Regions from separate parts of the Homo sapiens genome. Here all the other regions are linked to region 1. Evidence: chromatin loops called from intact Hi-C (ENCODE). Cell type or tissue: heart left ventricle. All regions are shown on one strand.

Region 1 (2,500 bases):
AGGATGCTAAGGTGACCACCATGATTTTCACTTCCCAGCTCATGGGACAATGTCCTCCAGGTCCTATGACCTGAGGGTTGAAAACCCAGATAACTTTGAATTACTTTCTTATTGCTGTTGTAAAAGTTACCACTAATGGAATGGCTTAAAGCAAGGAAAATTTATCTTATAATTCTGGAGGCCAAAAGTCTGACATGGGTCTCACTGGGCTAAAATTAAGACATCTGGAAGGCGATGTTCCTTTCTAGAGGCTCTAGAGGAACATCCATTTGCTTGCCTTTTCCAGCTTCTAGAGGTGGCCCTCAGTCCTCGGCTTATGGCCCCTTCCATCTCCAAAGCTGATAATGGCCCATTGAGTCTTTCTTACATCGCTTTACTGACATTGAGTTTTCTGCCTCTCTCTTCCACATACTGGGACCCTTGTGATTATGCTTGGCCAAGGACAAGCTTTCTATCCCAAAGCCAACTGATTAGCACCTTTTTTGCTTCCTTAATTCTCCCTCACCATGTAACATATGCACAGGTTCAAAGGATCAGGACTTGGACGTCTTTGGGAGGCCATTACTCTGCCTATCACAGGCCACAGATGGAAAGGGTGGAAACCCCTATCACGAACATTCTTGGCCCAGTTGAGGGCCTGCTAAGCAGCTGGTGGTCTCTGCCACATGCTGGAGAGAAATCGTTGGAGACCTGCCTCAGAGAAAACACTGGAAATCACATAAATGGTTTTTAAAGAACTACAGCTACGTCCATCTTCTTGAGTCAAAAAACTCATTTCTGCTCCCTGTCAGAACCTAAAAAAGAACCATCCTGTGGGGTCAAATCATTGACACAGGCAGCCTGGAATCCTTCTGAACAGCGACTACAAGGGACAGTTTGTAGGAGAACGTGAGTTAACTCAGTTCTAAAATCTCAGAAGAACGCATCCAGAACATTCCTTCATCATGCATCTCGGATCTGTTAGGCACAACTTCAAAGCCAGCTCGAGCCTGTGGGTGTGTTTAGCCTGTGTGTTTCCCAGGGCAGCAGCGTAGAACTCACAATGTGCTTCTATTTCTTGGTCTTGAACCAACCCGTCAGGAGTGTGGAGGAGTAAGGGCCCTAATTTCAAGCCAGTCAGGGTTTACTCTGTCCATAGATTTATCTTTCATACTCTTCTCTGGCCATCTCTCAGTTTCAGTCTGTCCAGCCTGAAATGGTTTACTTTTTAAATTTTGTGCATGTTTTTATCTTTTTTATTTTTAAACTTTTGACATGCATAGCTCATTTGAGGATCGTGACAGCAGCTCTCTCTGTCGGTCGGTCAGGAGCAGTGCAGATGCCATGTGTGCCCTTGGGAAGGTGGCTTGACCTCTGTCTCAATGTCCTTGTCTGCAATATAAGGATAATTACAGCACCTGCCACCGAGGGATGACGTAAGGAGTGAGTGAACCATGCAAAGCCCTTAGAACAGTGTCTGGTACTTGGTAAAGCTGTGATACACCATAGCTGTTATTATTATCAAAAGATTAAATAAGACACAAACCTCTTTTACTGTCACAGAACTGGCCATTTTGATGCCACCAGACCATTGATATTCACTCCATTTTGAGCACGACAGACACATTCCTAAGCAATATGCTTCTTTGTTTTGCTTTATAGGAATACATTTGACCCTTGAACAACATGGACTTGAACTGCCTGGGTCTACTTATATGTAGGTTTTTGTTTTTTCAACCAAACACAGATAGAAAATACAGCACTTGCAGGATACAAAACCTTTGTGTATGGAGGACAACTTTCCCTATACTAAGGGGCAGTCCCCCACATACACCAAGAGGCATTCCTACAAATGCTTTTTCTTGTAGTGGAGGGTAGACATCAAAGCCCACTGTTGAGGGGGTAAATGATAGGCAGATGGAAAGCCGGGCACTTATGCCAGGGCCAAGAGAAAGCTCCTCTATCCAGTTTGGGTTAGGGATGTAAATAAGGCATAGTGGGTTCTCTCAGGGCTCTTTGGTGCTGGCTGTCTTCCTGATTCTCACCCAAACTCAAAAGGGAACCTCCCAGACAGTGCTACGTTGCCTTCACAGTGAATCAAATCCTGTTAATCCAAAAGGCCACCCCAGACATCACGAACAGATCTTGGCCAAGTCCATTCTAATCCAGCTTCAACCCCACCATGCCCCAACTCCACTTTCCACTCTGCGCCTTGTGGCAGTGTTGAATGTCAGGGAACTCTCCTTGGGGACTGTAAAAAAGCCCTCAGGCTTCCCATCCCAGGGCAGGGCCACTTGCTCTCCTCTGCCCTCATGCCTGGTATCCGCTTTCTACTCTCATCACAGCCTGCCTCTGAATTGCCAGCTTCTACCACCAAGCCTGGAAGAACTTCAGGGACCAAGAACCTTAACTCCAAATGGAACACAGGCCACAAAAATTCCTCAAATATGTACACCAAAACAAAAGGGTCCCCGGGGATTCACTTTATCTTACCAAGTTTCAGCTGAAGGGGAAGCATTCT
Region 2 (2,500 bases), 250 kb before region 1:
AACTTGGGAAGCTGCAGGGTTAACAGGCCCATCATCCCCTGCTGTTAATTTCACTAGAAGCACTGTTAGGGGAGAGCAATCTTACGGTGCCTATCTACCTACTATGCAGCAGGAAGTACATTTTGAAGATTAGTATTTTTTATCTTTCAAAACAACGCAAAGAAATTTTTGCTTGTCGCAGGTGTTTTCAGAGACAGCCCTGAATCTTCTAGAGATGTCTCCTCAGCAGGCTGTGGGTTTCATTGCTGAAATACAACCCTCATTATCTGAAAAGCTCATTGGGTATCTACCATATGTCCCAGGACAATGTGCCACGCTGGTGTTTTTCTCATGTATTATTAGATAACTTTCCTCATCTTTACATTGCTGTTAGGTTACACCCTCCTTGAAGCTCTTGTAGTAAATAATAGCACGTACCTACTATGTGCCAAGAGTGGGGCTCAGACAAGTGTCAGGCAAGCGAGGGGCCTAGTGTACAAAATTTAAGGAGGCATTCAGCTGCTGACCCTGAGACTGAGTGCCTGGTCCTTTGTGAGTGCCGCTGTCACCCTGGTCCCACCCTGGCCAGGTTCTTTTTTATTATTTTATTTTATTATTTCTTTTTTAGAGACAGGGTATCCCTATGTTGCCAGGGCTGGTTTCAAACTCTGGGTTCAAGCGATCCACCCACCTTGGCCTCCCAAAGTGCTGGGATTACAGGTGTGAGCCACCTCACCCAGTCTACCCTGGCTAGGTTCTTTACATATATATATATATCCTATTATCTTCACAATGGTCTCATTTTACAGATGGGCAAGACCTGAAGCATATGCTGGTTAAGAAGCTTGCCCAAGGTCACACAGCTGGTTCCAGCAACCTGCTGGTGAACACTGACATTATGGTATTTGGATTTACAACAGCCCTGAGAAGTAATTGGTCCTATATAATATTGGTTCATGAGCACTGATTGCTCGATTTTCAGGCATTTTGGAAATCAGCGGTTAAACACAGCCATTATTAAAGATGAAATTATATAAGCTTAATCAATTGTATTAAAAACAAATGTAATAACTACCCCAAACTCATCATTTCCTAGTTCTCCTGTGTTCCCTGTCCAAGGGCAAGGCAGAGTGGCTGCTGCTTTGGAGCAAAAAAAAAATCCCTTCTCTGTAGGGCAGGCAGAGGCAGGCTCCTCCCTGCACCAGCCGGAAGCCACTTCTTCCTGTCATTCTCCAGTGCGGATACACTGTAGGAAATGGCCACCAAGGCCGCAAGCAAGAAAAACACCCGCTTCCCATGCTCCCAACATGGGCGGTAGAAAGCGGTAGAAAGCTCCAGGCTGCAGCTCCCCGAGACCTCTCCCTGGGTTCGAGGAGAAACAGACTTTCCACTGAAGTGACACGCTGTAACCCACAGTTTGAATGTTTGGATGGGAGGAGCTTTCACCCTGAGGCTGGAGAAGCAGCCGGTCTACAAGAGAGAACTAGGCTTTGGGTACCTGAGAGGCCTGGGTTTGAATCTTGCCTCTGCCTGGGTGGCCTCGGTCAAGGCATTGAACTTCTCCTTGCCACGCTGGGTGGCCTCGGTCAAGACATTTTGCCACACTGGTTGGCCTTGGTCAAGGCATTTAACTTCTGCTTGCCTTAGTTTTTCCAGCTGTAAAACGGGAGAATACCCACCTTATGGACTCTTATGGAGTTGTTGTTGAAAAATCAAAGACATTGTGTAGAAAGCATTCTAAGACATACATGATGGAAGGCGTGGAATAAATGTGAAATGAGTGAATACCAATAACAGTTATGTGCCAGCCACCATGCTAGGCAAGGAGGATTCCAATGTGAGTGGACAGGAGTGCTGACTCCAGGACTCTCAGTGCAGAGAGGCAGGGAAACAGAGAAGGTGATGGTGGGAGGGCTGGTGCTTTGGTAGCAGCGTGGGGAAAGAGCAGGGAGCACCGGGGTGGGTTCTAACTTACCCTGCCCAGCCACTCTCAGAACAAGCATTTCCTGAGATCTACTATGTGTCTGTGGATATTACCCGGGGTGCAGCTATGACTATGACACAGTCCCTTTTCTTTCAGAAACAGCACTAACAGGCATGAAAGGTGAAATGATTACACAGGCAAGAAAACGCTTAAAGATCAAGGTAGAAGAAATTATAGAGCGAGGAATGTAGTGCCGGACCACTGGAGAGGGCTAAGTAGACAGGGAGGGGCCTCCATTCAGACTTGCTAGAGAGGCTGGCAGGTGAGGGTCCTCTGGGAAGGCCTGCAGTTCTTCTCTGGCTTGTTTTAGCAAAGTGGAGGAGAGGGGAGCGGCAGGGCTGGAGTTTGCCTTCTGCTGTGGTGACGATGCTCTGAGTGTCCAGCTGCTCTTCCCATCCTTGCTGCCGCTGGACTGCCTCTCTCCCTGCCACAGCTTGAGCCCAGGGCTGAAGCACCGCTGGACCTGTCTCCACGGGACCCTGAGGCCAAGCCAGAACACTAACTTGCCACAGTGTCCCTAATCACACTGATTTGGTG
Region 3 (2,500 bases), 580 kb after region 1:
ATATTCAAGGTAGGTATGATTCTTACTTTCTTTTTGGTGAAAGGGCTCTCTGGCTTATCCAACAATCACAATGATTCAAATTCATCTTCATGACCCACTCTCAATCCAGCAGATTTCAAAAAATGTCTGTGGGGTATCTAATAACTGTAAGGTCCATAAGGGCAGGGTCCAGGTCAGCTTTGGACACTATAGTATTTCCAGTGGTTAGCTTGCCTGGCACACAGTAAGTGCTCAAAAAATACAACTTTAATATGCTGGCGAAACTCTTGCAGCAACTACTAGTTCAACCACTAGGTATGTGAGCTTGGCAAGTTACTAAGTATCTCTGATATAGTTTATTTACCTAGAAAAGTGAATAATAAAATTCATACAATTAGTACTAAGATTAAATAAGATCAAGTACATAAACACACTACGGTAGTATCAAAAACACTATGTTACTCTTTAATGTAAACCTGTATTTTTAAGGCCTATTAAAATATAGCTGAATTTTAAAATATGACATTATAGTCATATTGATATGGTTCAAATTAACTTTACAACCACGTTTTTATGAAACAACAAAGGGCCAAAAAAGCTAGGAGCAAAAATATTAAAATACAGAGACAAAGACAGCTAAAACAAACAAACAAAACCCTCATAAATAAGGCAATGTTTTGAAAGAAAATAACTTCCTTATATATTTGTGGCTTAAAACAACTAATACTTTCCAAGTGACAAAGCTGGCACAAACATAGCAACAGGGAGATTTAGTTTTCCTAAAATTATTCTCCAGCTCTGTCAAAAAAAAAAAAAAAAAAAAATCTTTACTTCTTAGAGGCACGTACTCTAAGATGAAATTGTCTTGGTGGTACAAAAGAGCCCATTAAAATGTGCTTTAGTTTTCTTCCCACTCCATGCCCCCACTCCCCCTGGCTGTACTGTTTTCTTTAAAAACTAAGTCCTACAGCGCCATCTACTGTGTCTGTTCAGATCACATCATTTTTGCTGGTTTTATCCCAGAGTGCTGAAGAAATGAGAAATGTAGCAAATTCAGAATCCGTCACTTTATACAATATACTTAGATGTAAATACCTACACTATCTATATCTATACCTATATCTATATCTATATCTCCACCCACATGCTAGTATCTGAGCAACAATTTTACCCGCTTTCTTTCCACTTTCTTCTTAAGTAGGCCCTAACTCATTATAACCCACGTGTCACAATAGGAACCAAAATGTTTACCTCTATACATTAGAGGGGAGAAGTACAGTCATAATAATAACAAACTTTTATTGAGGGCTTACCATATGTCAAATAGTGTTCTGAGTACTTAATCAATATGCCACCATGCAAATAAAAGCAAGCATCTTGAGGAAAAGAGCTATGATTCACTGTTCTTTTAAAATAAATGAATGTCAACTCCAGAGCCAACCGTTAAAAATAACTTAATTAAATAAATGGATGGATGGATGGAGGGATGGGTGGAATAATAGATAGATGGATGGATATAGATGGCCAGCCCACAGCTCCTGTGATAGTGCCTATCGTATTTTTTATCCCACAGGGTCTTTTTCTTTACAAAAATGTAGGCTTTAGTCAGAAAAATTCAACACATTAGGGAAATCTCCAGTTAATTCAAAACCTCCTTCTTCCTCCCTAAGTGTATATTTAGGGAGCATAAAGAAAACATTTTAAAAAGGTCACTTATAAACATGGTTTGTCTCCAATATAATAAAATGTGTATTAGTACAAGCCCTGTAACTTACATATCTAAATAAGTGATGTTTGTGAAATCTATCAACCAAGAACTTAATCTAACACTATTAGTACACAAACATTTTTGCAATTTCTCATTGGTAATGTCCTTTAGAATCACTTTTGAAAGCAATAAAAGAAAATAAGTTTTACTACTTTATATTTCATTTAATATATTTAATATATTTAAATCTATTACTTAGTTTGACCACCCATCTTATTTATCACACTTGGCTTTAAGTGACAGTTGACTGTTTCAAAATTCAAAACAGCCTGCAAAATAAAGACCTGCCACCACAGAAAACTGACAAAAGAACGTACCAAGAAAGGAGCATGCATAAAATGGGTATATAATCTTCTATGACCATTTCGAGAGAAACAACACCTATTTAGATATACTACTGCTGACATTTAAAAAGAAATTCAGACATCATATTTTTAAGTCACTGAACTTTATAATTGCAACTATTCCCATAATAGTTTTCATTTGCTATATGTATAAATGTTCTTTGTCTTAAGTCTTCCTTTCATGAAACTATAGACTCCGTAATCTTCCTTTTGGAAGATTTGGCAGGCTTTGTAACTTCAACGTATTGACGTTACTCCTGCTACTTCACGTAAACCTTCACTTTAAGTTCAGTGTGTCTGCCACCATATTTCTCAATTCTTCTACTATTCCAAATACTCTGAAGAAGCTTCCCAGAAATCCTTGTTTGGATCAGCAAAAACAATTTGGTGTCATCAGCAGATTTCACCA

Evidence for each region. A loop is a pair of places that touch in the nucleus more often than their neighbours do. Peaks named below come from ENCODE experiments on the same cell type or tissue, not always from the same donor. Only the 100,000 strongest peaks of a DNase experiment are listed, where the experiment ranks them.
Region 2: a loop joins it to region 1, with 2.1 times the contacts of the local background. A loop is called at or near these places in 17 of 110 quality-filtered maps.
Region 3: a loop joins it to region 1, with 3 times the contacts of the local background. A loop is called at or near these places in 10 of 110 quality-filtered maps.

Annotation. Positions count from the first base shown.
Region 1 is chr14:68,523,015-68,525,514 of GRCh38, reverse strand. LOC124903334 (a long non-coding RNA gene) reads left to right here. Exons shown (of 3, transcript XR_007064223.1): 2 at 1-2,500. It also overlaps a transcript of RAD51B not described here. Among named protein-coding and RNA genes, the nearest start is that of RAD51B-AS1, 160 kb to the left of the region's middle. In heart left ventricle, a CTCF peak has its summit at 1,296; no DNase peak of the experiment used is centred here; H3K27ac peaks cover 1,688 bases.
Region 2 is chr14:68,770,597-68,773,096 of GRCh38, reverse strand. No RefSeq gene overlaps it. Among named protein-coding and RNA genes, the nearest start is that of ZFP36L1, 21 kb to the left of the region's middle. In heart left ventricle, no CTCF peak of the experiment used is centred here; a DNase peak (open chromatin) is centred at 1,216; H3K27ac peaks cover 2,500 bases.
Region 3 is chr14:67,942,505-67,945,004 of GRCh38, reverse strand. All of the region lies in intron 7 of RAD51B (RAD51 paralog B), which reads right to left. Among named protein-coding and RNA genes, the nearest start is that of RAD51B, 120 kb to the right of the region's middle. In heart left ventricle, a CTCF peak has its summit at 959 (motif pointing left); no DNase peak of the experiment used is centred here; H3K27ac peaks cover 563 bases.